Regions from separate parts of the Homo sapiens genome. Here regions 2, 3 and 4 are each linked to region 1. The links are chromatin contacts, found by Hi-C or POLR2A ChIA-PET in ENCODE. All regions are on one chromosome and are shown on one strand. Each heading gives the region's core, a stretch centred on a gene start or an enhancer-like site at or near the end of the contact. The rest is flanking DNA. Distances are from core to core; before and after follow the strand shown.

Region 1 (6,909 bases), core at 3,248-5,747:
TAACTATACTTTGCCTTTTCTTTTTGCCACAATATCCTGTTGCAGCAGTTGTTTAGAATAACTATCCAATTTATCATCTTCCCCAAGAAGTTTGAGTTATCAAGGCTGGAAGAATTTATGTTAAAGAGAAAGAATTTCTTTGTAAGAAATTCTTCCGTTTTTACAATTATTAGGGTAATGGGTTTCTTGACAGTGGCATTGCAATGAAGCCCAGAATTATATTTGATTAATTCAAGTCATCTTAAATCTGTAGATGTTTAAAAAAAAAAACTTAAAAAAAATCTATGGAAATTCCAGATCTGGTTATAACCTTCTGTCTTTGAAAAGTTGTCATATTTGGAATATTATCACCTTCAGTGTATGAACGATAGAAGTATTATTGCCATAATATCATTATTAATTAAAATATCGTTACTTCTAAGGCTCAGTGGACTCTGGTCAGCATTGATATACCATGGGTGCCTGGCTGGCAATAAACAAGACATCATATTCAGAAATGCTTGATGCGTTTGACTTCAATGCTTTGGCGTTATGATATTCTCAAGGGATTTAAAAAATACATGTGAAACCAGGCCAGCTACTGGGATTTTTAGTTTTCAGTATTTTTGGAGATGAGGCCTCACTCGGTCACCCAGGCTGGAGTGCAGTGGCACGATCTCGGCTCACTGCAACCTCTGCTTCCTGGGTTCAAGTGATTCTCCCACCTCAGCCTCTCAAGTAGCTGGCATTACAGGCACGCACCACACACCTGGCTAATTTTTGTATTTTTAGTAGAGACGGTTCCGCCATGTTGGCCAGGCTGATCTCGAACTCCTGGCCACAAGTGATCTGCCTGCCTCAGCCTCCCAAAGTGTTGGGATTACAGGCGTGAGCCACTGCATCTGGTGAGATTTTTAGTTTTACATTATTTCACTTGCTTTAGAGCTGAAGTTTTCTATGGCATTACTAAACATATACAATCCAATTAATGTTTTAAAGTAGGAATGAGTAGGTATTCTCAATTACTCCTCCTTTCAATACTGTGCCTTTTGGTAATGCTTTCCAGTGTTTTCTTGGTCAATAAGAAACAGGAAAACCACAGCAAGCAAGAAATAGATAAAATTAGCTTATCGGTTCCACCAACTACTTTTAATAATTTTCACCTGGCACAATTCACTGATGCAAGAGTAATTACTTTTTCTTTTCCTTTTTTTTTTTTTGAGACGGAATCTTGCTCTTGTCACCCAGGCTGGAGTGCAGTGGCGCAATCTCGGCTCACTGCAACCTCCGCCTCTCAGGTTCAGGCGATTCTCCTGCCTCAGCCTCCGGAGTAACTGGGATTACAGGCACCTGCCACCACGCCCGGCCAATTTTTCTATTTTTAGTAGAGACGGGGTTTCACCATGTTGGCCATTCTGGTCTCAAACTGCTGACCTCAGGCGATCGGCCTGCCTCAGCCTCCCAAAGTGCTGGGATTACAGACGTGAGCCACCACCGCGCCTGACCCTCAAGAGTAATTACTTGAATAAGAAGTACTAGGTTTAGTATTGCGGGAGATTCAATTCCAGGAACAAGGCTACACTGACAGTCATTATTAAATAAAACAGTTGTTTTTTCTATGGATTACAATAATTTTCTCTGAAGACTCTTTTGCGGCCAGGCATGGTGGCTCATGCCTGTAATCCCAACATTTTGGAAGGCCAAGGCAGGTGGATCACTGGAGGTCAGGCGTTTGAGACCAGCCTGGGCAACACAGTGAAACCCATCTCTACTGAAAATACAAAAATTAGCTGGGTGTGGTGGCGTATAGCTGTAAGCCCAGCTACTTGGGTGGCTGACGCACGAGAATCACTTGAACCCGGGAAGACGGAGGTTGCAGTGAGCTGAGATCACGCCACTGCATTCCAATCTGGGCAAGACAGCGAGATTGTGTTTCAGAGTTAAAAAAAAAAAAAAAAAAAAAGGCCTTTGGTTTGCATTAAAGAAACCAATCTTAGCCTGAATTGACCAGAGGTGACCAAAATTATTTAAAACACATAGGTATAAGAATGTGGGCTCTGGAGTCAAACTGACTTCAAATTCCTGATTTACCTGCTAATAATTACATGACAAGTTAATGGATCTCCCTAAGCCTCAATTTCCTCTTCTGTAAAATGCAGATAATACCTATGAGCGTTAGTCTTGAGGCACAAGTGCTCAATTAATGTCAATTTGTAATATAATAAACTGGAATAGACGTTAGTGGTTAATACTTTCTCATTTGTCGGCCTTTCTCTATTTCACATCACAGCTGCATGTGTATCACACACTGCCCCCAGACTGAACTACATATAGTGCTCTCAATACTGGAAGATATTTTACACTTCTTAGAAATACTCTTCCCTTCCTGGACTCCTTAGCAAACTCTTACTACTCAAGATTCAGCCCACACATCTCTCATCTATTCGGTCACTTACTCATCATCCAACGTTTTTTTTAACACTCGCTGTAAATGGCATCCTCGTTCTGGAAACGCATCTACCAGCAATTAAAACATGTAGAATTAGCACTGCTTAGGAGAACGCCTATAAAATATGCATCTTAGATCATCTTCCGTTTTAGAAAATTGATCCCACCTGCTACACGCCTGGTGAAACTCCAGTTACTTGCCAGTAAGATATTGTCCCCCAAATGTACTTATCCTGTTTTTGTGCATTATAAGCTTTGTTCAGTTTATAGTTTCTAGGCCCATTACTAAAGTCAAGTCAGATATCCAGCTGAGATACAACTTTTTTTTCTGAAAACAATGTGAGCAATGGACAGGTACGCTGTGATTAAAGGGAGAAAAGCTGTAACGACTCCCCAAATTTCCTTTCCTTATGAAATTTACGTATGTAACAGGAAGTTAAAAAATAACTACCACTTAATGCATACTGAACAGAATCTTGTTTCAAAGAAAAGATATGAAATATGGAGGCACTTTCACCACACAAATATCCCACTACATATGCTAACTGCAGTATTTATGTTCAAAACTGTAAGAACGTGTCTGATACCCTTTATTAGTTAGGAATTCCTGAAAATGAACTTCTGTGCAAACCTGAAGCTTCAACACGTGTTTTAAAAAGCAGTGCTTATTGAATTGATAAACAAAAGCGAAACTGGCAATATCAACGTGTGCTCACCTCACAAATCTGACAACAGTATCTCTACACTGCCGTTCTTTAAACATCATTAAAAGATATTGTGAATAGTTTAAATATTAAAAATGTGGAATATAAGAACGATTCTATATATTTGAACACACATTTATATTCAAATATTCATATGAATAAAAATGCTTAAAACTACCCCTTGGGTAACTAAGTATAACAACATAAACTTGCGATTGCAAATTTTATGGCTCTTACTACAAAACAAAAAGTAGAATGAAAAGACCACTTATCTTTAGAGGACAAGCATGAACTTGTTTTCTAACAGCATAACAATAAACGTATTTATTTCTCCGAGCTTTCAAAGGCATCAACAGAAGGGAATCACTAAAAATGTAGGGGAAAAGAAACACTCGGCTGGAGCTTTGGTTTCTAAGCAGATCCTTCTGGAAAGACGCTTAGGGAGAGTCTAGGGAGCAGCTCTGACGTCAGTAGCTGCCATCGGAAGTCAGGTCATGTTCTACAAAAAGCAGTGACGCACGCCCGACAGCACCCGCGGGGCCGGACAGCGGCTTCACCAGCCCCGCGGGTCCGAATCGCACGCGGCCGGGTCCGCTCTCCCGGGAGGAGAGCCCGGCGTGGACCAGCGTGACGACCCCAGCGTGCTGCGGCCTCTCCCCGAGGGCCCCTCCACAAGGGTCCCTGCGCGGGCCGGGCTCGGCCGTTGCCACTCGGGACAGCCATCCCCTCGAGTTCGCGCTCGCCGTCCCCGCCTTCACCTCCCGGGTTGGGAGGCGGGCGACTGCGCGCGAGGTAAAGGAACTTGCGTTCCCCGGCGCCGAGGCGGCAGCAGCGCAGTGCACAGCGGCTTCTGAAGGCGGCGTCGACGGGGAGCTGCGCGTGGCTCCCAGTTTCCTGGTTACGTGCGCGCCGGCAGAGCCAAAACCTGCAGCCGAAACTCCCGCTTCTCCGTAAGGATTAAAGGGCGGGCGCACTACCGGGAGACGTGTCAAACTCAGCGCGCCTCATGGCGGCCGCGGAGCCCCACCCGCTCCTACTCCAGTCCTCTCACGCCCACTGACTTACCCTGCGCACGCGCGCTGAGGCTCCGTGGGGCCGCCGCGGGCCCCGCCCCGAGGTGGGAGGGCCTGACGCATCCACAGCTGGCCAATCGGCGGATGGCCTCGCGCGCCCGCCCCCTCCCCCTGCCCCCGGCGCCGGGCTCCACGTGCCAGTGTTTGTGTACGTGCGGCCGTGGCGGGGCTGGACAGGGTCCGGGTCGTTGAGGATTAGGCTGCTCGGGCGTAACCGGAGCTGGGGCGCGGCTGCCAAGGGCCGGCCCGGAAGTCCCAGCGGTCTTTAAATTCTCCCGTGCTAGGGCCAGCCTGCGCATTCTTACCTGTCGGGGTGCGGCGAGTGTCTCACCTCTCTGCACTTCCAAGGACTCTTGTCATCTGCCTTAGGCGGGAAATGCTGTTGCTGGATTGCAACCCCGAGGTGAGATTCGGGCTCACAGAGCCCGAGCTTTTGTCCTGCAGGCTCAAGCTTCTAGATTCGTCTTCTCGTTAATGCGGGGACGGACCACTGGGCGCTGCCTGGTCAGAGCTGGTTGTGAAGGGCGGGGAGGTTTCCAGCCCGGAGGGGCGCGGGACTGGACAAAGGTGGGAAGGGTGCTGGATCTGTTCTCTTCCTGCAGGTGGATGGTCTGAAGCATTTGCTGGAGACAGGGGCCTCGGTCAACGCACCCCCGGATCCCTGCAAGCAGTCGCCTGTCCACTTAGCCGCAGGAAGCGGCCTTGCTTGCTTTCTTCTCTGGCAGCTGCAAACGGGCGCTGACCTCAACCAGCAGGTAACTAGGTAACTGTTGCTGTGTACAGCCGTCCCCTCCAACCCAGACACACACAAACATTTCTCAGACGCCAAGAGTTGTTTCAGCTGTTAAAAACATGTCTATAGCAGCGATGTCCAACAGAAATATAATGCAAGACACAGATGTAATTTAAGAGTTTTTTTCCAGTCTTGATGTGAGGACATGAGAAATTTGAAGTTTTTAAGTAGCCACATTAATAAACGAAACATGAAATTTTAGTATTTGACCCAATTTGTCCAAAATGTTATCAGTTCAATATGTAATCAAAGCAATTGCTGATTAGATATTTTACACTTTCTTTTATTCTGTCTTCACAATCTGGTGTGACAGCGTATCTCAAATCAGACTAGCCACATTTCAAATACTCTAGCCTTAAGTGGCTGTTGACTATCATATTGAACAGCACAGATCTAGTTTATTTCAAAAGAAGTAATTGCTACATTACCAAAAGTCTCCCTGCAGCAATTGAAATACTTAGGAGCTATGTCCACAAGCATTCTAATTTCCTAAAGAGTTTTCTTACTGTAGTTTGCATCTTCCACTGAATATTAAAGCATGGTGAATTTTAAATTGTAAACTTTTCTGGAAGAACTCTTTTTATTTGCTTACATTTTAATGTATGTGCATATGGCTACACGTTTTTATTTATTTGAGACGGAGTTTTGCTTTTGTCGCCCAGACTGGAGTGCAATGGCGCGATCTCGGCTCACTGCAACCTCTGCTTCTTGGGTTCAAGAGATTCTCCTGCCTCAGCCTCCCTAGTAGGTGGGATTACAGGCACGCGCCACCGTGCCCGGCTAATTTGTGTATTTTTAGTAGAGACAGGGTTTCACCATGTTGGCCAGGCTGGTCTCGAACTCCTGACCTTAGGTGATCCGCCTGCCTCAGCCTTCCAAAGTGGTGGGATTACAGGCGTGAGCCACCGCGCCCAGCCACACATTTTTATTAATGAAAACGGTATGAAAAAGCAAACTAAAAGAACTAATCAAAAATAAAAAGCTTTTGCAGCTTACCGAGGAAAAAAACAAAAATAAAAAGCTTGAATTTAAAAATTCAGTCCAAAGGAGGAGATTTTTAGAAGGTTCCATACTGAAATGAATATGCAAGCATAGTACATTTCTATGTTTCAAATTAGCCCATGGAGTTGGCTATCCCTAATGTAATCACTAAAAGTATCTAGAAGATCTAAATAAAGGAATGATCATTTCAGAGCGTATGCTAGAATGCTGAAGTTATAATAGTCCACTAGTTACTTAATTCTGCATTTCTGAAGTGTTGCACTTGCAAACGATTATCAGTAGTGTTTTTAATTAGAAGAGATGTTGATGCAGGTTTATATGTATCAAAAACACATGACTTCTTAGTCTTAAAAGTGACTAAGACTTCTTATTTCTGAAAACAAACCCAAAACCGGAACTGAGAATGAATATTAACAAAATAAACCCACGAAAAGTTTTTGGTGTTCTCTGCCAAAAAAAAAAAAAAAAAAAATTCCCTGTCCAGTACAATGCAGTTCTAACTAGCTTCCTTAAATAGCTAATATTAAATGTCACTCATCAACTTTCACAAAAAGTGTTTTTGGGAGACTCTAAAATGCACCATCTTACCTTAAGGATGTTTTAGGAGAAGCTCCACTACACAAGGCAGCAAAAGTTGGAAGCCTGGAGTGCCTAAGCCTGCTTGTAGCCAGTGATGCCCAAATTGAGTGAGTATGAAAACAGTGGCTTCACATTTTATGTTTTCTTGGATTAAACTAATCAGACTCCTGAAGCTTAGTTACATGTGCTTTTAAAAATAATGCTTGCGTAATTGATAATTTAGTGTTAATCATTTAAATGTTAACTTAGGTTGTTGGTGCTATCGAATAATACTCAGTTCGAGTAAGTAAAAAGTCAGATCCTGAGCAATCAGAGGTGCAATTTTGTTCAT
Region 2 (6,909 bases), core at 1,565-4,064, 1.2 Mb before region 1:
TCTCCTTGACTGTGCAATTTTCAAATAATGGCTGGAACTACAGCTGTCTTCTTGGACCATAAGGCAACCTTGAAGCTAAAAACTGCATGCTAAAGACAATAGGATGAAAAACCAGAAGAACTCTAATTCCATGATGCCTATGGAGCCACACTCTAACCCTGGACTGCCCAGCTCAGAGTTTCTATTGCTTGAGAGAGACATAAACTTCTCTCCTACTTAAACTACTATTAGGTTTTCTCTTTTTTTTTCCTTCTTGAGACAGTCTTGCTCTGTCGCCCAGGCTGCAGTGCAGAGGCACAATCTCGGCTCACTACAACCTCCACCTCCTGGGTTCAAGCAATTCTCTTGCATCAGCCTCCTGAGTAACTGGGACTACAGGCGCCCGCCATCATGCCCGGCTAATTTTTTGTAGTTTTAGTAGAGACATAATTTTACCATGTTGGCCAGGCTGATCTTGAACTCCTGACCTCAGATGATCCGCCCTCCTTGGCCTCCCACAGTGCTTGGATTACAGGTGGGAGCCACGGGTCCTGGCCAGGTTTTCTCTTAAATGCATCCAAATCCAGTTCTAATGGACACAGCCAGTTTAGAGGCTTAATATCCAAAGGAGTGCTTCCTTGAAGGAATGAAATTGAACTGAAAGTTGAGACGGCCTCTGGCCATGTCTAGCCAATTATGTATCCAATCACCCGGCAGAAAAATGTGTGAGGGAGGAGGGTTATATGCTGGATAAGTTAACTGACTATTTAAAACAAGAATCAGGTTCATGTCGCTACTCTGATCAAAACCTTCCAGTAGCTCCCAGTTCCCCTCAGAGTGGAACCCTTAAGTCTCCTCAGTTTGGTGTATTGGGCCCCTTGCTATCTGGCTTCCTAGATTTGTTTCCTGTGGTTTCCGTAACAAATTACCACAAATAGAGTGTCTTAAAACAATAGAAAGTTATTCTCTCAGAGTTCTGGAGGCTAGAAGTCCAAAATCAAAGTGCTGGCAGGGTTGATTACTTCTGGAGGCTCTAAAGGTGAATCCCTTCCATGCCTCTCTCCTATCTCGTGGTGACTTCCAGCAATCCTTGGCACTCCTTGGCTCGTGGCCCCATTGCTCCAGTCTCTGCCTCCATCTTTGCCGTGCCTTCTCCTCTGTGTGTCGTGTTTCCTCTCTGTCTGTCTCAAATCTCCCTCTGCCCTTCTCTTCTTATAAGGACACTTGTCACTGGACTTTGCCTGCCAGATGATCTAAGATGATGTCTTTATCTCAAGATCTTTAAGTTCATTCCATCTGCAAAGACCCTTTTCTCAAAGAAGGTAACATTTACAGGTTCCAGGAATTAGGGTGTGGATATATCTTTTTGGAGGTGGGGCAGGAAACACCATTCAACTCAATGCATGTCACTCCCCTGCTCGAAGCCTTCCAATAACTTCACATTCTACTCAGGGTGGAAACCAGGGTGTTTCAGCTGGGCTTGGTGGCGCATGCCTGTAATCCCAGCTACTCGGGAGGCTGAGGCAGGAGAATCGCTTGAACCAAGGAGTCAGAGGTTGCAGTGAGCCAAGATTGCGCCACTGCACTCCAGCCTGGGCGACAGAGCGAGACTCCGTCTAAAAAAAAAAAGAAAAGAAAAAAAACCGAGTGTTCATTGTGGTCAACCAGCCCTATACTACCTTGCCTCCCATTACACTGACCTCCTTTCCTACTAATCTCAATCATGCGTGTGTCCCACTTGCAATAACCTCCTTGTTGACAGTAGCTCAAGCCAGATATTCTCTGCCTCTGGGCCTTTGCACTGGCTATTTCCTCTACCTGGGAATGCTCTTCCCCCCGCATCCACATAGCTCCCTCACTTTCTTCAAGTCCTTGTTTACATGTCATCTTCTCAATGAGGTCTAATCCCATCTAAAGTTGCAACCGCACATCCTGAAAAGCTTATAATGCTTTTTATGGTTTGTAATATTTAATAGGTTTATCACCTTTTAATACACTATATAGATGACTTCTTTATTATGGTTATTGTTTATGGTCTGTGTCCACTTACCTCTGGCTCTAATGTTAGCTCAGTGAGGGCAAAGATCTTTGTTTTATTCACTGTGTATTCCAAGAGCCTGGAACAAAATAAGGCTCCCTAAGCACTTGTTGAATAAATGAATCTGTTAAGTGGATCAGGGTCTCTGGTGCCCAGTGGAGAAAAGTAGTATGGTGGGGTGACCAACTTGTTCTGATCTGCCTAAGAGTTTCCTGGTAATAGCACTGAAAGTCCCATGTCCCAGGAAAGCCATCACTCCCGGGCACACTGGGATGGGGGATCACCTAGAATTTGGGGGGAAGTGGGGTGATTGTAAGGGCAGTCTGCTTGTTCTATCAATTGTTCTGTGAATTGCATGATAGATGGAGAACCAGTGGAGGACTAGTGAAACCCTCCCCTCAGTACTGAAGACAGCAAGCCACAAAGAACATTTTAAAAGCTTCCAGAGATAAAAAGCAGATAGTATACACAAGAACAAGAATTAAGCTAGCCTTAAAACTGTCATGAAAATTTGAGGGGTCTGATGAAAATGTTCTCAAGCCTTCAAGACCCCTTTACTCTCTTTGTCTCTCTCTCTCTCTCTCTCTCTCACACACACACACACACACACACACATACACACACACACAATGAACATTCTCTTGGAAGATGTATTCTTCAGAAGGGAAACAAATTCACGAGTTGCTTCAAGTACGTATGATCAAAGGAAGAAAGGAGGAAAAGAGAGTCCCTAACAACCCAGTCTATGATCTCTGGATCGCACGGGGCAGCCTCTCTGTGGTGGCTTCAACCCTGTGGGACTCTTGCTTGGCTGGAAGCCAAGCCTCCAGCACCGTGGCTAGGACCAGGGAGCTACGCAATAACTCCGCTTCCGTAACCACTGTTTCCTGGGGGCAGGAACTTAGAGAGTCTCAGACTGCTGAATGCTTCTTCCTGTAACTAAGACCTGGAGCACAATTCGGGGAAGGAACGGGTGAGGTCCCCAGAAGATGCTGGGTTTGGGCACGAAACCGCAGAGCCCCTCTCTCCCTGCCAGCCCCCGGCCAGCCAGAAAGCCCAGAAAGCAGCACTGGATCTGAGAGATGTGGGCCCGTTGTCAGCTTCCACCTTCTCTCCCTGGACTCTACCCGCCCAGATACTGGAGGGACTACATAGGCCCATTCATTGCAAAGAATGTCCCCTAGTCCTTCTCAGAGAGGGCAATGTGGGGCCATTTCACTGCAGCTCCTGGATGAGGAGACAGACCGCACTGCTCGGCACAGCAAATCACTAAACCCTGCCCTTAGCCCCCAGGAGGAGGTGAGGTTTCCAGATACACAAATGCTCAGCCCTCCTGCCTTCCATCCTGTGGGTCCCAAACCTGGGCATTTGTGAGAGAAAATAATTCCACCTCCGAGTATAAATTGCTTTTAAAAAACAAAAGTCCCAGCTGGGCATGGTGGCTCATGCCTGTAATCCCAGCACTTTGGGAGGCCAAGGCGGGTGGATCACCTGAGGTCAGGAGTTTGAGACCAGCCTGGTCAAGATGGTGAAACCTGGTTTCTACTAAAAAGAAAAAAATTAGCTGGATGTGGTGGCACGCACCTGTAGTCCCAGCTACTGGGGAGGCTGAGGCTGGAGAACCGCTTGAACCCAGGAGGCAGAGGTTGCAGTGAGCCGAGATCATGCCACTGCATTCCAGCCTGGGTGACAGAGCAAGACTCCATCTTAAGAAAAAAAAAAAAAGGAAGTCTTTTTTATTCTAAGCATTGTTTCCAATATGCAAAAATAAGGAAATCTTTCCATTAGGGAAATCTTTCCATTAGAGAAATCATGTATATAGTTTTCAAAGCTCTTTCATTTTTTTTGAACCTCAATACAAATAGGTAGGGCCATTCTCACTTTTCTCTGTTTATAGATGAAAACATTGATATCTAGAATTAAATGTGCTTGCATTTATGCACTGTTATTTCCTTAAAATAGTGTCACAAAAATTATAATAAAATCACTGTATAAGCAAATTTTGAATTCAAATACCCCAGAAAAAATAAAACACTACATAATTCCAAAGCTGAAAGCCAGTGAATTGTAAAATGTTTTTATACTGTTGCCACAAGCTACCACCATATGAACAGGAAAACAGAAATACCAGCCCCCGCTTTCAGTGTCCTAGAAATCATGCTGCTATTTCAGGTGTTGGAACTTCCAGGAGGGATTTCTGTGTGTGGTTGTGAGGCTGGTCTAAGCAAATTTGTCCCTTTACCAACTGTCAGGTTGTTGTGGTGGACACCGGTAGCCTACCAGGTTAGAGCTAGGTATGGCCTATACAAGCCCAGCCTCAGACTACTAGTTGGTCTGTCAAAATGAAGTTAAGGCTATATTCTGCCAAGCGGACAACTATTTATTAGTAAGCAGGCTAAAGATAGTTTGGGTGTCCTGCAGTACAATTCTGACAATAACCATCTGGAGTTAATGTCAGATTCCTCATGTTAGGAGCACTGTCCCCAGCAAGACTGTCCCCATTTCAGATGCCAGCTGTAATTCCAGGTCTCCAGACCACCTGTGCCTGACCAACTAACTAGCTACAAATCCTACAACCACTCTCAGGCTTGACAATTCTCCATAACAATTCCTGGAACTCAGGAAGGTGCTAGACTTATAATTACAGTTTTATTATAAAGGCTGCAAATCAGGACCAGCATAATGAAGAGATACATAGGACAAGATCTGAGAGGGTCCCAAACGCAGAGATCCCACGCTCTCTTTCCATGAAATCAGAGCGCATCACCCTCCTGACACATCAATGTGTTTATCAAACAGAAAGTTCCTCTGAGCTTGTGTCCAGAGTTGTATTATAGTTTCCTGACATAGGCATGATTAGTCAGACCATTGACCAAGGATTAAACTCAGTCACCAGCCCCTTTCCCCTCCCTGGAGATCAGACTGGCTCAAAGTCCTAACCTCCTGAGATCACATGGTTGGTCTTTCTGGTGACCAAAGATGCCCCTATTATTCAGGAAATTCCGAGTACTCAGAGTCTCTCTCCCAGGAACTAGGGACAAAGGCCAGTCCAGTGCTTTATTACACAAACAGTTGCATACCTGTTCTCCTTAGCTTGGTGAGATCTCCTCTTTCTGTCTTCAGGCCACAATCAAGTTCCCTGCATGAACTCTGAGATCAGCCAACCTTGAGATAGAACTTATGACAGAGTCCTCTGCAACATGGGGTGCCCAGAGGGCATGAGTTTTGGATGTGGGCCCCACCCCCACAGAATCTGGCCTGATTCTGATACTTCAACCAAGCAAGGTGCTGGGATCCATTCAGTCTTTTCAGGTGACTGTATTTTTTGAACACCACTTATTTTATCTGTGGAAAATTATTTCTAAAATGCCTTATGCTAGCTAATGAAGACTTAGTATCTATAATAATAAAATAGAAAACATTTTCTTTAACCACCTCTGATTATAAATTTCTGTTCAAATGCTGAGTAATTACCCCTGGAGTATAGATGAAAGGTAATTCATGTACCCATATGTGATGGTTCATACTGAGTGTCGGCTTGATTGGACTGAAGGATGCAAAGTATTGTTCCTGGGTGTGTCTGTGAGGGTGTTGCCAAAGGAGATTAACGTTTATGTCAGTGGACTGGGAGAGGCAAACTCACTCTCAGTCTGGGTGAGCACCATCTAATCGGCTGCCAGCATGGCTAGAATAAAGCAGGCAGAAGAACATAGAAGGACTTGACTTGCTGAGTCTTCCAGCCTTCATCATTCTCCTGTGCTGGATGCTTCCTGCCCTAGAACATCAGAGTCCAAGTTCTTCAGCTTTTGGACTCTTGGACTTTTGGACTCAGTGGTTTGCCAGGGGCTCTTGGGCCTTCGGCCACAGGCTGAAGACAGAACTGTCGGCTTTCCTACTTTTGAGGTTTTGGGACTTGGACTGGCTTCCTTGTTCCTCATCTTGCAGATGGACTATTGTGGGTCTTCACCTTGTGATCGTGTGAGTCAGTACTCCTTAATAAAATCCCCTTTATATATACATTTATCCTATTAGTTCTGTCCCGCAAGAGAACCCTGACTAATATAACATAAGTTACACTTTCTATTCTGAAGTAGTTTAAGTAGTTTACCTCATAGACAATGGAACACTTTTGTACTAATATTTTAATACACTGTGACATTATAATTTAAAATTCTTTTTATATTAATAATGCCATCTGTGTGTTTATTGGTGGGGCTCATGCTCCTGCTGAAAAGAAAGTGTACTCGGAAAATCAACTTTGAAATAGAAATTCTGTGTGTTAAAGTGCTAAGAAGATGGGCATACATAAGTACCATGTTGTCCCAGACTGTTAATTAAGAGGACAGCATTCTGCAAAGTATCAGAGTTCAAGGTGAAACGAAGTAGTAAAGAAAGTGTTCACAACAGTCATTCTAGTGTTAAAAGAAAAACCCTAGCCAAATTAAGTTTAATAGTGTTTAATTGAACAGAGAATGATTTGCCAGTTGGGCAGCCTCCTGAGCCAGAGTAGGCTCGAGATACTCCAGTGCATCTAGGTGGTGGAAGAAGACTTATGGGCAGAAAAAGAAAAGTGATGTACAGAAAACAGAAGTGAGGTACACAAACAGCCAAATTGGTTACAGATCAGCTTTTGATTTACTTGAACCCGTTTTGAACAGTTGATCCCTTTTGGCCAAAATTCAGTGATTGGCACAAGAGAAGTGTTAAATCAGGTTTAGCCTAAAGCTGCCTCATTACCTGCTTTAAGTTTGGCCTAAAGGTTTCTCTGTACATCATGAATTATAACCTAAATAGAGTTGTAAACAGACTGTAACCAACTCTTGTGCCAATCACCAAGTTTTGGCCAATCAAATATGGTCAATTGTTCAAACCATGTTCAAATAAGGCAAACA
Region 3 (6,909 bases), core at 2,387-4,886, 1.1 Mb before region 1:
AGGAAGAGAAGAGGATCTTTGTATACTTGTCTCTATCGTACAGTATATGAATGTATGCCAGGTGTGGTGGCACATGCCTGTATTCCCAACTACTCAGGAGGCTAAGGGAGGAAGGTTGGCTTGAGCCCAAGAGTTCTGGGCTGTAGTGTGCTATGTCCACTGGGTGTCTGCACTAAGTTCAGCATCAATATGGTGACCTTCTGGGAGTGGGGAACCACCAGGTAGCCTAAGGAGGGTTGAACCTGCCCAGGTTAAAATAGAACAGATAAGAATTCTGTGCTGATAAGTAGTGAGATCCAACCTGTAAATAGCCACCACACTCCAGCCTGGGCAACATAGTGAGACCTTGTCTCTAGAAAAATAAAATAAAATAAACCTTTTTAAAAAATGAATCTAAATTCACATGTAACGATACCTTTCTTGGAGATTGTTTTACTTGAGAGCTGGCAACATAAGTTCTTGACTTTTCAACACAGAGTTCCTCTAGTTTCTTTTACAGTATTTTAGATCACTGCTTTTCAAATGTTAATGTACACTGGAATCTCCTACAGATTCTGATAAAATGCAGATTTTGATTCAGTAATTCTGGAGTAGGCCTAAGATTCTGTGTTCCTCAAAGACTCTCGGATGATGGCCAATGCCACGGGTTCTTAGACCTCACTTTGAATGGCAAGATTTATATTATTCATTTTTTTCTAACTGCCCGCAAAACACTTCAGTGCAGTTGTTAAAATTATTTTTGTTGTTGCAACTCTCATGTTACATACAGGAAGCTTCAGGAACCCTGCTTGGCTGATGATCTCAGCTCCTCTTAGCTTTGGAGATGGGGTTGGAGTTATCCAGCCAGTGCATGCTCTGTTGGAGACAGTGCCACATGAGGCCCTTTCTAAGACAGACAGGGGCACGGTGACAGGGAGACACTAGTGGGAACATTTCTATATGGGTCTTTAATGAATCAAGAATCTGGTTACTGTTTAAAAGAGTGTCTTGAATGGATTTGTCAGAAGAGCCAAGGAGCCTCTGTTTGGAACCGTTCTCAAATGGCATGATTGTAGTATAAGGCAGGGAGCGTATGAATGGCTTCTTTTCAGGAGAAGAAAAAGAGCAAGGGGATTGAAGTAATGGGGAGCCTCTGGGCTCATCTTTCAGCTGAGTCTGCCCAGCTCTCATTAGCGTACCCTCCTTATAGGTATGAACTGAAAAGGGAAGTTGGAGGGTTGTGTCTATGGAAGGGACTAGGGGACCTGGGGAACTGAGGACCAGGAATTACAGTCTCATATTCAGTAAAGGACTCAAAAGTCAGTGATCCAAGTAATGACCAGAGAATATTAGAAAAGGAAAAACAGCCAGCTGCATTCTTAGATGTTATTAGAAATCAAGGCATGTATAGCTGAGGGGTGCTCAGAGACTCTCTGGTTCTGACCCTGTGTTTGCAGATAAAGAAACTAACATTCAGGAAGTTGGATGACTTGCTCAAGGTCATAAGATTGGGTAGGGCTTTTAGCTGGCTTTTGAACTCGTGGTTCCGAGCTCTTTGCAGTTGAACATATTTGTTGTTTCTCGCATCAATTAACTCTAACACATTTAATTAGATATAAAAACTGTTCCCATGGATTAAATTCTGTTTTTGAAATTGTGCGGGCAGTGCCCTGGAAAAAAAAAATCAGCAATAAAGGCCATAGCTATGTCCCCAGAGCTCAGCTGTGGCACTTGTGGGCAGCTACATAGTTTGAAGTTTGAACAAAAGTTTTCTGAAAAGGAATTTGGAGGAAAGACACTTTCTTACAGTGAACAGTTTGCAAACTGGGGAGACACTGTCTTCCTGTATAAGGAAGGTGTGCATTTCAGAGAACAAAGAGAGGGTTTGGCTTTTGTAGGTTCTAAATCAGGTCTGTTTATGCAAATAAATGATTCAAACTTGCTTAGTTCTGATTGATCAATGCAGCTGAGTTTTGATTGGTTGACACAGCTAGGCCCTGATTGGCCAAGGTGGGGGAGCTCTGATTGGTTGGTTCAGGCAAGCTCTGAAAGTCCACAGTTAAACATAGGTGTAGGTTTCCCCAGAACTCAGAGTACATCTGTGACCTCTAGCCAGCAAAGGGCCGCTTGGCTCTGTTATAAACGTAGGCCCAGTTAGCAGCTCAGGATCTATCTTGAAGGATTGGCTCTTTCAGGTGCACATTTGTTCACAAAAGCATGGTTGGCTTCTTCACACAAGGACAGGTTTCTTCACAGAGAATCAGTTACACACTCCTGAGCATATTTAACTCCCACAGCCCATTAAGTAGATGATAATATTCTTATTTTACAAATAAGGAAACTGAGACTCGGAATAAATAAATTGTTGCAGTTCACGCATTTGCACCGAGATTCAGCCCCAGGCCTGCCTTCTCCCACTCCTGTGCCCCTTCCACCCACTGCCTGGCCCCCACCCTGCTGTTTCCTGCTGGGTGTGCCGGGAGCACTGACCTGGGGCTCTGGGGACAGGACTCGGTTTTATAAAGTGCTGGGAGAAGTAGGAGAATTCAGAGGGAAATGGGATCTGATGCTTGGATTATGGGAGAAGCAAGATAAAAGGATGCTAAAGGCAGGAGAAGCAATGGGAGAATGTCTGCCTGGTGTCCCGTGGTCCCTGTGCAGCTGCTCCTCTCTATTGTTTCTGTGAAGGGATCATGCAAGGTACTTTCCAGCCACTGTTTTAGACTTTTGTTTTTGATGAGCTGGAACAGCAGCAGGTAGGTAGGTGGTGGGGGCCCTCTTTTTCACTTTTCTTTCTCTCTTTCCTTGTCGTGAGCTCAGGGGCCATAAGCCACCCGTTCAACAGCCAAAGGATGAAGCAGATCTTGGCAATGTTACCATTTCTGTAACTACTGGAGGCTTGCTGCCCTTTGACAGACTGGAGTGGAGCGCTTCAGGGGAAAAGCAGTACCCACCAACACCGTGGCATCTCTGCTCAACGCTGACCATCACGTTGAATTTCTGTTTATGTCTGTAGTAAGATAATCAGCTGGAAAGCAGATTGCTATTGAGAGGGTTTTCTGGTTTTCTTAGTAGGTCAAAAACCAAATTAGATGACCCACATCATAGGCCCGGATCAGTTTAGAAAAATCCCTCCAGTCCTTCAGTGGCATCCTTAGCAGGAGGTTCTGACTTGGAGGAAATGGACAGCCTGCATTTTCTGGAACTGAGAGGTTGCAGGAGGAAGGGAAAGAGAGGGAGATCAAGGATGACAAAATCTGGGATTTCAGTTTATCCCTTCTCTGAGGACAGAAACAGCTCTCAAGCAGGAAGAGAGAGGCTTTAGAAATACCCAGATCAGTGAGCCTGGGAACCTTGATTGTCCACTTTTCTGGGCAGAGGAAGGGGAAGTTTCTGGTCCCAGAGAATTCCAGCTCAGCACCACACCCAAAACAGTGCAAGTGGATGACAGTTAAACCCAAGGCGGGGCTGTAGGGTGCAGGGGCCTGCATGTCGCACCCTGGAGTCCTGACAGTTTCCCCGAGCCACATGAAGGGCACACAGCCATACTGAGATGCCTTGGCACACAGAGATCTCAGACGGCTTCAAACAAGCCTTAGTGTGAATCAGTCATCAAAACCAGAAAACACTTTCCGGGTCCTCAGACTCCACCGTGGTCTGCAGTGCATCACCCCAAAAGGCCAGAGGAGGCCAGTCACACCTCAGAGGGCAACAGTGCAGGAAGCGGCCCAACCCAGCCGCTTTGTTGCACAGACTGGCATGTCAATACAGGATACAAACTGGGCCTCACTGTCTGCTCTGCCATGAGTTTTCCTAAGCCACACCTCTCCTCTCTAACTAGGGTGAACAAACATCACCTGCTCTACTGGCATAATTATTAATAGTGCCCTCTTTCTCTCTCAAACACATCTCGGATTGATCTGACCTGAGTGGTTAAAAAATAAATATTATAGAATAAGATGCATGCTGTAATTCCAAGTAATAATGAGAAAAAGCTCACCTATGTGTGCAAGGTTCCTCTATGCAGGGAGCATATTTGGAAGGACACTGCTAACCACGGTTACCTGAGGATGGTTTGGGGACACGGACAGCACTGCATTATTTTTACACGCATTGCATTCTAAACCAGGCACTTGTTTCTAAAAATGAAAAAAAAGTGCCCGTCTTGGAAGATGATTTGTGATGGTCACTCTATCCAGAGCACAGGCCTCACCTTGCCATGGAGCCGGAGAGGGCAATCAAATCCGAACATCTGCACGTCTCTGCTAAGGGGCTGAGTGTTTGTTTTAAGCTGGAGTAGTTTCTATCATTGCAAACAGACTAAGTTTACCAGCTCATGCTAAACACAGTTCAGTTTGTTTTTCCTGTTACCCCAGTGGGCACAGGTTCATGAGGAAAATTAGAACAGATGCAGAGTCAACATCTGTGCCCATCTGGGGGCAGTGTGAGTGGTTTTGTGAACATGCTGTAGTTGAATTCTGACTTTTGAGAGGTTGATTACTCATTTCTTTCAGTAGACAGAAATCATAGTATTTGTTTGCTGGAGCATGAGCTGCTTTATTTCTATTTTCAGAGTTTCACTTTGGGTCCACAGTGGGGCCTATAACCAATGCTGGAGGTTCTCAGCCAAAGAGAGTGCAGCGGCGCATGGCTGTCCTGCAGATGGTGACAGGTGGGGACTCTGCCCCTTCACTCTTGGAGGTCAGGCAGGGCTAAATGGCTGCAGTCCCCTAAGCAGTCAGTCCTTTTTTTAAAAAGTAAGAACAATGGCCTGTATTTGTTAAACTTTTTTTTTTTTTTTTTTTGGTAACACAAGAAAGGATCATTGTGATGCTGAGCCTCCAGTGCCACCAGACTCAGGGTTCCGGGTAGGCAGGGTCACAGCTGGGCACCCCGTTGTGCTGCTCCAGGACTGGCCCCGTGTCCTGGCCTTGGGGTTGAGTCTCGGGGTTGGCTGCATGCGTTGGTGTGATTTCAGGGCATACACACGGAACGTGCTGCCCAGGTGCTGGGCCCAGGGAAGCCACGTGTCTCAGCCCTGAAGAGTTGTCCTGGCGTTGTGCACAACCTGGCTGGTGGCTTGGAGAGCAAACAGTACCCCCGACCCCACGGGTGTCTGCGGGCACTAGGCCCCACGTGCGGGTTCTCTGGAGTCTCCCAAGCTGAGCATCACCGGACCCAGACCCGTCACAGCCATGCTGAGCTTACCCGTGAGTGACCTTCCCGAGGAAGGCATGGGGCTTTCTGGGGCAGGAAGCAGGGGAAGAGGCTCTCAAAACAGCAGGAGATGGGAGCGCGCTGTCCCGGAACTGTTGTCCGCCTCCCTCTGCCATCCAGGTGCCCGCCACCAGGTCCCCTCTGACAGGCTCCTGATGCTTCCCGGGCCGGGTAGACCAGGGGTGCCCAGCAGCTTGGCCAGATCAGCCTGCCGTTTTTCCTCAAACGTCACCCTTGCCAGGGATGTCCCCGCCCCTGCTCCTCCCCTTCTTGGGACAGACATCCTAAGTCCAGTAATTCCGGTGCTTCCAATAAAAAACACCGCGAGTTTCTTCTCTGCCCTAAGCAGGAGCAGGGGGATTGCAGTGTGAGAGGCGTCCTCCTGCGGCCTAGGTAGGAGGATGGGTCTCCAGGAGCCTCCACGCTGACCCCTGTGGCTGGACTAATGTGTCATTTCTTGTATGTGCCTTGACATGGAGAAGGTTGGAAAGCTCTCCCCGGTACTATTTCACATGAAATGACATTGTGGACTGCAAGCTCAAAAGCACAGGCAACAAAACCGAAAACAGACAAATGGGACTTGTTAAACTAAAGAGCTTCTGCACAGCAAAAGAAATAATCAACAGAGTGAGCAGACAACCAACAGAATGGGAGATAATATTTGCAAACTATTCATCCAACAGGGAACTACTATCCAGACGATACAAGGAGCTCAAACACAACAACAAAGACAAATAATCCCCTCTTAATGTACTTTTAAAAGTATGCAAAAAAGAAAAAAAAAGGAATAGACCTTTTTCAAAAGAAGGCATACAGATGTCCTACAGGTATATGAAAAGATGCTCAACATTGCTAATCATCAGAGAAATGCAAATCCAAACCACAATGAGATAGCATCTTACCCTGCCAGAATGGCTATTATTAAAAAGACAGAAAATCACAGATGTTGGCAAGGATATAGAGAAAAAAGAACTCATTCGCTGTTGGTGGGAATATAAATTAGTGCAACCTCCATGGAAAACAGTATGGAGATTTTTCAGACTAAAAATAGAGCTACCATTTGACCCAGCAACTCCACTATTGGGTATCTATGCAAAAGGAAAACAATCAATTTATCAAAAAGATACCTTCACTCATACATTTATTGTAGCACTAGTCACAATAGTAAAGCTATAGAACCAACCTAAATGTCCATCAATGGAAGAAGAAAATCCCCTGGATAAAGAAAATGTGTTATTTACACAATAGAATACTATCTGGCCATCAAAAGAATGACTTCATGTCTTTTGCAGCAACATGGGTGAAACTGGTGGTCATTATCTTAAGTGAAGCAAGCCAGACAGAAAGTCAAACAACTCATGTTTTCATTCATAAGTGGGTGCTAAAAATTGTGTCCACATGTATGTAGAGAGTGGAATGATAGGCAATAGGTCCTCAGAAGTGTGAGGGGGCATGAGAAGGGTAGATAACAAGAAATTGCCTAATGGATGCAATGTACATTATTTGGGTGATGGGTACCCTAAAGCCCTGTCTTGGCCACTAGGCAATCTATGCATGTAACAAAATGGCACTTGTACACCATACATTTATACACATTTCTTTAAAAAGAAATACATCCCCCAAAAAATGAGATTGTGTCAAGCGTTACTCTGTAGGTTAGGGCGTCAGTAGAAGCAATATTATACCTAAACCTAATAGCATTCTGATTCACAT
Region 4 (6,909 bases), core at 2,662-5,161, 1.1 Mb before region 1:
ATTTTGTTCATCTGTAAAACCCGGCGACCAGCACATAGGAAGAACACAGCAAATGCTGGTGTCATTGAACATGCAGATAAATGAATGATTAACAGTCAATGAATTGAAAACTGTTTACCAAACCCAGGCTTGGAAGATTCAAAACAGAAACAGTGGTGTTGACAGAGCATTATATTTTAATGGATGACAGTAAATAGAAAAAGGGGGTTGATTCTGGAAAAGCGGAAAGAGCTTCAGAAATACTGGGAAGCTCCTGGCTTTTGGCGCTCCGTCTTGTTGAAATATTTAAGCCTCAACATACTTTCTCAACCTCATTGTTAGTGAAAGAAGGAAGTTCTATTAAAGAGAGCAAGAGAAAGACCATGCCTCAATAGCCAGAGTAAATCTAGTTTCCATCACACTCAGGGTGACCGGTTGGTCAAGGCAAAGCAGCATGGATGCTCCTGATGTCAGGATTTTTCTGTCCTGACCTGAGATGCTTCTGGGTGAACCCATCAGACAAGATGCTTTCTCAGACTCAAGTTCAACCACGTGGACCTCAGAGAACGTATAGCATAGTGTTTGTTGTTCCAGCTAGTACCCAGACAGGAGTCACCTGTGTGCATGTCTTTGCATGCATCGCCATGGGGGTTTTCCCAGCTCTGGTTCTCTAGTTCACTCGAATGAACACAGGAGGGATCACAAAGGCCTGAAGAATGTGTGTTCTTTTCTTCTGTTTTCCTGCACAGGTGCTAGTGTATTAAAAGCAAGAGCAAAGGGGCAGCCTGATGGCTGACGAGCTGATGAACAAGAGCAGCAGGTGTGTCCCCGCTGTTCCTAGAGAACAGTATGGAGAGTGGATCTCTCCATCACCCCCTCAATTCCCAATTACATCCCAGTTGTCCCATCCTCAGTCCTGAGGGGCTTTCTTAGTTGAGTCATAAGGGTAACCTCCAGGATGTCTCCAGAGCTAGGAGGAAGTTGCATAATATCAGTGTTTTTTAAGTACTTTTAGAAAGCAGTGACATTCATTTGACAAAAAAATTTAATGTACAGTGATTTCTTTCACTTACTGCTGTTGACTTTTCATAAAAAGATAATCTAAGGTCCCTTCCCTCTAGGATGTATTTACAACCTCCTTGGGGAGTCAAACATAAAAATTAAATAAGAGCTATGGAAGGATTACACCGATATAATTAATTTTAAAATTAGATTGAGAGCAAAAACATTTATTGAGCATGTACTATGCTCCAGGTACCTGCATAGGCACTTTTATTTATTCCTCTGATTGAACTGTCCTGTAAGGCGTGGGATATTATCTGCATTTTACAAAAGACAGCTCTAGGCTCAGAATGGTTAAGTAATGACAGGGTTCAGGACATGCTACCCCAAACTGTGGTACCTTGACACACTGAATATCTTAAGCTGAAGGAATCTGAGAGATGGCACGTGCAAGAAGCTCCCTCTCACCTTTCCCCTCACCTTGCCTGCTGAATCAGGTCGTAAAACCTAAGAAGGATTTTCTGACCTTCTCCTGAAGCAGGTCATCGTAAGACCCTCCTGTGAGCGGTGCCCTCCCTAGACCCGGAGAAAGGGAACATCCTTATTTCTGAAGACAAAGAAGAAGCTGAACAAACAGGCCTTGCTCAGTTTCCCCCAGTTTATTCCCATCAGACCACACTCTTTCCCCAATCACGTTTCCGCACACCTGGCCACTTCTCGTCAAACCTGTTGTACAAAAGAAGCCAGGCTGAACTGTTTCTCTGGGTCATTTCCTTATGAAGGTTCCCGTGTCAAGTAAAACTTAGATTAACTAAATGTGTATACTTTTCTCTTCTTAATCTGTCTTTTCTTATATGGGCCTCAGCCCTGAACCTGAGATGGGCAAGGAAGATACATTTCCTCCCGTACCGTGACAAAATAAGTGTCTTCTCGTTCAGAGTTTCCGATTCCAAATCCAGGAGTCTTTCCACTACATCAAACCTAATGGTAAATATTCAAGCATGTACAAAAGAAAGATCCCTGTAGTTGAGTGCATCCAGAGAAGCGCCTTGGCTCTCCCAGTAGTACTGCTCTGACCTGAGGAAGAATAAGGCCTTTATAAGCACAACTTGGCTGCATTCCACTGGCATAAATCCCAATCAGACAGTCAACCCCCTTCCGCATCCCCATCCTCTGGCCTTTTGAGAAAAGGGATCTGCCCTCCTAAGGGAATGTTCATTTTGCCACTAACAGGGAGCTCTCTGAAAAACGCTGTTTGCTGTCCAGTCACACCTCTGTGGAATCTTTTAACACATGGCGATTCTGTGGCAGGATACCTGTGTTGGTTTTGTTTTCACAGAGTGGTCACAAAGCTGAGTTCAAGGTGAGAAGTGAAAACAATTAAATGAATGGTAGCTTTTTCCACATGACTTTTCACTGCAGTGACCCAGCCCGGTCAGCCCCCGCGCCCGCTCGGTGGCGTGCACTTCCCATGACACACACACTCGTGGTATCCATGAGTGCGTGTCAGGAAAGCAGAAGTGTCACATGGACAAGCGAGTGTCAACAAGAGATGTGCCTCCTCTACACATCATGTGGTTAATGTCCAAACTCACTCATCCCACAGTCACGTTTGACTCTCAGTTGATCACTCTTTGTTCATGTTGAGATTCAACAGGAAATATTGTTTTTACAGGGTCTGGAATTTTAATGAGTCTAAGGATTCCTGATGGTTGTATTGACTTTATTTGTGGGGTTCTCAAAAGGAATCTCACAGTGTAGTCAACAGCAAGGAGTAAGCATTTTCTTACTTACAAAACCAAAGTTATATGTGTGGTACAAAGATGAGAGACTGGGGCCAGGCGAGGTGGCTCACGCCCATAATCCCAACACTTTGGGAGGCTGAGGCAGGCAGATCACCTGAAGTCAGGAGTTTGAGGCCAGCTTGACCAACATGGTGAAACCTCATCTCTACAAAAAATGCAAAAATTAGCTGGGTGTGGTGGTGCACACCTGTAATCCCTGCTACTCAGGAGGCTGAGGCAGGAGAATCACTTGAACCCAGGAGGTGGAGGCTGCAGTGAGCCAAGATCACACCACTGCACTCTAGCCTGGGTGACAAAGCAAAACTCTGTCTCAAAAAAAAAAAAAAAAAAAAGTGAGACTGGGAGCAGAAAGCAAGCAGTACTCACGCCACACTGCTGGGCAGTGGTGCTTAAAGAAAGCGAAAGAACAAACAAATGAAATACCAGCCTCAATGCAAAAATAAGCTGGAATGGAGGAGGTTTTCCATGCTTTTTGAAAGAGGCTGGGTAGAAATTGTAGTCTTGGGGGTTTTGTTGACAGCAAGAATTTCAGCTTTGCCTTAAGTGTTACTCAGAAGGTGAAATGGATTCAGCCAAACGTTACCATATAAACACAAACAGGCACATTTTGAAAACAGTTCCTGGAGTTCCAGGGAGCTCCCCTTTAATTCATCCCTAGCTCAATGCCGTATAGTTAGTGTTCAACGTCCTTCTAAGAAAAGAACTGAGGCGGTTTATTATTAGTGGTGAAGAACCAATACACAGAAATACAAAGGGTCATAGAAAGACAGTAAGCAACATTTCTGCTACAACAAGAGTCCGTAACCATGCTTTACTCCAGCCTCGGGGCTTCTGAAACCTCCCTAAGCTAAGAAACACAAACACATGTATGTGGGCCCATAATAGATGTAGGTGAGGGCTATAGGTCTCCTCAGCTTCATACCAGGTGGTATGTTACAATGAAAGCAAGTCTCAGACGGAATTCGGCCATAAAATAAACATTTAGAAGCCAGCAGGCTCAAAAACGTGGTACAACCAGTTCTGTAAACTCAACCAAGTACTGGTGCTTTGTTCTGCTGGCACACTGACAGGTGCCTTACATAACAGATTCACTTAAGGCAGATGTGACAGTACTCGAACAGCATGATTTAGCTTCATGTCTAGTCAGGGTCAGGTGCAGGAACCTTTCTATGAGCTGTGGATACAAGTCCTGATTCAAATCCCAAACCAGAGACAGCATTTGGAAGGGCATACATTATCCACTAGGCTTTCTAGGTCATAATACCCTGTTTATGCAAGGAGATGCAATCTGATACAGTGCTTCCAGTCAGCCCATAATATTTTGAACAACTCTTACTTCACCAATGAAAATGACTCCTAAAATCCATTATGCCAGATAGCAAAGCTGTTGGTGTTCATTGAGGATAGAGGAAGTTCTTATAGCTGACTCTCTAGAGCAGGAGCTGCTTCTTCTTTTTTTTTTTTTTTTTTTGAGACCGAGTCCAGCTCTGTCGCCCAGGCTGGAGTGCAGTGATATGATCTCGGCTCACTGCAACCTCCACCTCCCAGGTTCAAGCGATTCTCCTGCCTCAGTCTCCCGAGTAGCTGGGAATACAGGCGTGTGCCACCACACCAAGCTAATTCTTTGTATTTTTAGTAGAGATGGGTTTTCACCATGTTAGCCAGGATGGTCTCGATCTCCTGACCTCCTGATCTGCCTGCCTCGGCCTCCCAAAGGAGGAGCCTCTTAATAGTCTTTCAAATTCCAACAGACCACCCCTGGAGTGTGTATATTCATTCCTGAATAGGGCTCTTCAATATTAACTCGCTGCTCCTGGTTGTCAATTAAAAACCCAGAGATAAATACCACTACCTATGCCAACATTTTTAACCATGAATTGGAACAGTGTAATATTTTTGCTGGGATCTTTGATTGTCTCTTGCCAGAGCCCAGACTGGGGATCCAGGCATACACCTGGGCTCAAGACTTAGGAAAGCCCTCTCTCTTTCCTGGCCTTACAGTCTGGAGTCTTGGTCAGAATCTGCCCATCTTCAAACAGTTATGGCTTTCTCTTCTTACCTGTGCCTTCCATCAACCTTGTGAAGTAGGTGACGGTTACCAGGGTTAGAGTTCAGTTATTTCAAGAGCTTATCAGAGGAATTAAGCAGCAATTTTTTTATTTTTTTGCTTCAAGCTATCAGTTCCAAGGTCAACATGATATCTTGATACTCTTAAATGCTCTGATATTTTTTGATTTGCTGTGAAAGGCACACAATATTAACTCTATTAATGCCAGACAAAATACCGTCATAAATACTACATAGGAAGGGCCCTTGACAAAGACAGTCTCAGTGACCAAACTTTAGAAGGCCCCTCTCAGCCCTCTTTTTAACAGGACTCATCCCTGGACCCAGGCTTCAGCCTGCCTAGTCCAGTTTTAGCAGGGATCCTGCTAAGCCAATTTAGTGAGAGTCCCTCAACCTTGACCTCTGACCACACTGGTCTGCCTTCAGCAAGAATCCTGTTAAAGTCAGTTTAGCAAGAATTCCCCTCCCCTTGATATTTTTCTTGGTAATTACTTCTCTTAATAATTTTCTACCCATCAACCTCCCCAGCCCCCATCTGATACTGACATGGCCTAAAAAACTTGAATATCATACTGCTGGACTGAGTGAGGGTTTTCGAAACTCTAGTTGAGTTCATGAAACTGCTAACCCATGATCAAGCAAAACAAGAATTAATTACATAGGACTGAATCAACTAAAGAAGGAGTATAATTTTTATGGCTTTTTGTTTGGAACATTGCTTGTTCTTAATGTTCTATTTTCTGGACATAAGGAACCCCTTTTCTTTTTCTCTTAAGTTAGCTATAATATGTAACAATTTAGTAGATACATTTCTATAACAAAAATGGAACATTTATCTTTTTTCCTAATCCTTCCATAATTCAGAAACTATTACTGAGTATTTTTATGTTCATGGTTGTATTAGTCTGTTCACACTTTGCCATAAAGAAATACCTGAGACTGGGTAATTTATAAAGAAAAGAGGTTTAATTGGCTCACGGCTCTGCAGGCTGCACAGGAAGCGTGGCAGCTTCTGCTTCTCCGGAGACCTCAGGAAACTTCCGGTCATGTGGAAGGCAAAAGGAGAGTGAGGCGCATCACATACTCAGAGCAGAAGGAAGAAAGAGAGAGTGGGAAGGTGCTACACACTTTCTTTTTTTTTTTTTGAGACGGAGTTTCACTCTTGTTACCCAGGCTGGAATGCAGTGGCACGATCTCGGCTCACGGCAACCTCGGCCTCCCGGGTTCAAGCGATTCTCCGGCCTCAGCCTCCCGAGTAACTGGGACTACAGGCGCCCGCCACCACACCCAGCTAACTTTGTATTTTTAGTGGAGATGGGGTTTCTCCATGTTGGTCAGGCTAGTCTCGAACTCCCGACCTCAGGTGATCTGCCCACCTTGGCCTCCCAAAATGCTGGGATTACAGGTGTGAGCCACCATGTCCAGCTGCTACACACTTTTAAACAACCATATCTCACGATAACTCACTGACCAGCACAAGAGCAGCACCAAGGGGACAGTGCTAAAACATTCATGAGAAAATGTCCCCATGATCCAATCACCTCCCCCTAGGCCTCACCTCTAACACTGGGAGATTACAATTGAACATCAGATTTGAGTGGGGACACAGATCCAAACCGTATCAATGGTGATATACTATTTTATATGGGTTCGATAAGAATCTGTCCTTTTTGTAACAGAACATAATTTTAAAAATTGATTAGATAATCAAGGCTTTGACCAAAATGTTTTATTTGAGAATAAGACATGGGGGTCCATTCCAAGATGGCCGAATAGGAACAGCTCCGGTCTGCAGCTCCCAGCCTGATCGACGCAGAAGACAGGTGATTTCTGCATTTCCAACTGAGAATAAGACATAAAATCACATATGAACAGACAGTTTTGAGGAACTAAGGTTAACTTTATGGAGCCAATGCATATGAAGCCCTCCCGGAAAGTCTGCCTGGTACCTGGATTATGGAGTTCCCAGCCTTACAGGTGAGTCAGGAAGGTGACTTTCTGGCAGGCCAAAGAAACTCAGGATGTTTTTAGGACCTCAAGAAGAGAAGAACCCATC

Evidence for each region. Hi-C counts contacts between places; a loop is a spot of excess contacts on that map. ChIA-PET counts read pairs that join two places held with the same protein, here RNA polymerase II (POLR2A). Pooled maps may share reads with other maps.
Region 2: a pooled map shows a loop between it and region 1 (7-fold over the local background). The contact joins the enhancer-like site here to the promoter of ANKRD37 in region 1. A Hi-C loop is called at or near these places in 4 of 50 pooled maps.
Region 3: a pooled map shows a loop between it and region 1 (5-fold over the local background). The contact joins the enhancer-like site here to the promoter of ANKRD37 in region 1. A Hi-C loop is called at or near these places in 2 of 37 single-sample maps with no recorded cell type and 6 of 50 pooled maps.
Region 4: a pooled map shows a loop between it and region 1 (4-fold over the local background). The contact joins the enhancer-like site here to the promoter of ANKRD37 in region 1. A Hi-C loop is called at or near these places in 1 of 168 maps with a recorded cell type or tissue (gastrocnemius medialis), 1 of 37 single-sample maps with no recorded cell type and 2 of 50 pooled maps. POLR2A ChIA-PET finds 5 or more read pairs at or near these places in 1 of 52 experiments (PC-9).

The regions. Positions count from the first base shown.
Region 1 is chr4:185,392,344-185,399,252 of GRCh38, forward strand. It overlaps ANKRD37 (ankyrin repeat domain 37), which reads left to right and starts at 4,498. Exons shown (of 5, transcript NM_181726.4): 1 at 4,498-4,607; 2 at 4,807-4,959; 3 at 6,594-6,685. The coding sequence starts at 4,581. It overlaps LRP2BP (LRP2 binding protein), which reads right to left and starts at 3,581. Exons shown (of 9, transcript NM_001377440.1): 1 at 2,436-3,581. RefSeq lists silencers at 3,704-3,893, 4,114-4,483 and an enhancer at 4,014-4,083.
Region 2 is chr4:184,227,402-184,234,310 of GRCh38, forward strand. No RefSeq gene overlaps it. Among named protein-coding and RNA genes, the nearest start is that of ENPP6, 13 kb to the left of the region's middle. Within about 2 kb of position 2,815, at least 3 of the 41 ENCODE cell types and tissues checked have a DNase peak (open chromatin) inside an H3K27ac peak, as active enhancers do.
Region 3 is chr4:184,278,880-184,285,788 of GRCh38, forward strand. All of the region lies in intron 1 of LOC105377582 (a long non-coding RNA gene), which reads right to left. It also overlaps the pseudogene RN7SL28P. Among named protein-coding and RNA genes, the nearest start is that of MYL12BP2, 32 kb to the right of the region's middle. RefSeq lists enhancers at 2,587-2,716, 2,757-2,826, 2,847-2,996, 3,947-3,996, 4,397-4,656 and 3 more. Within about 2 kb of position 3,637, at least 15 of the 41 ENCODE cell types and tissues checked have a DNase peak (open chromatin) inside an H3K27ac peak, as active enhancers do.
Region 4 is chr4:184,327,725-184,334,633 of GRCh38, forward strand. No RefSeq gene overlaps it. Among named protein-coding and RNA genes, the nearest start is that of MYL12BP2, 17 kb to the left of the region's middle. RefSeq lists an enhancer at 281-840. Within about 2 kb of position 3,912, at least 20 of the 41 ENCODE cell types and tissues checked have a DNase peak (open chromatin) inside an H3K27ac peak, as active enhancers do; they include PC-9 and gastrocnemius medialis, where a contact is called at or near this core.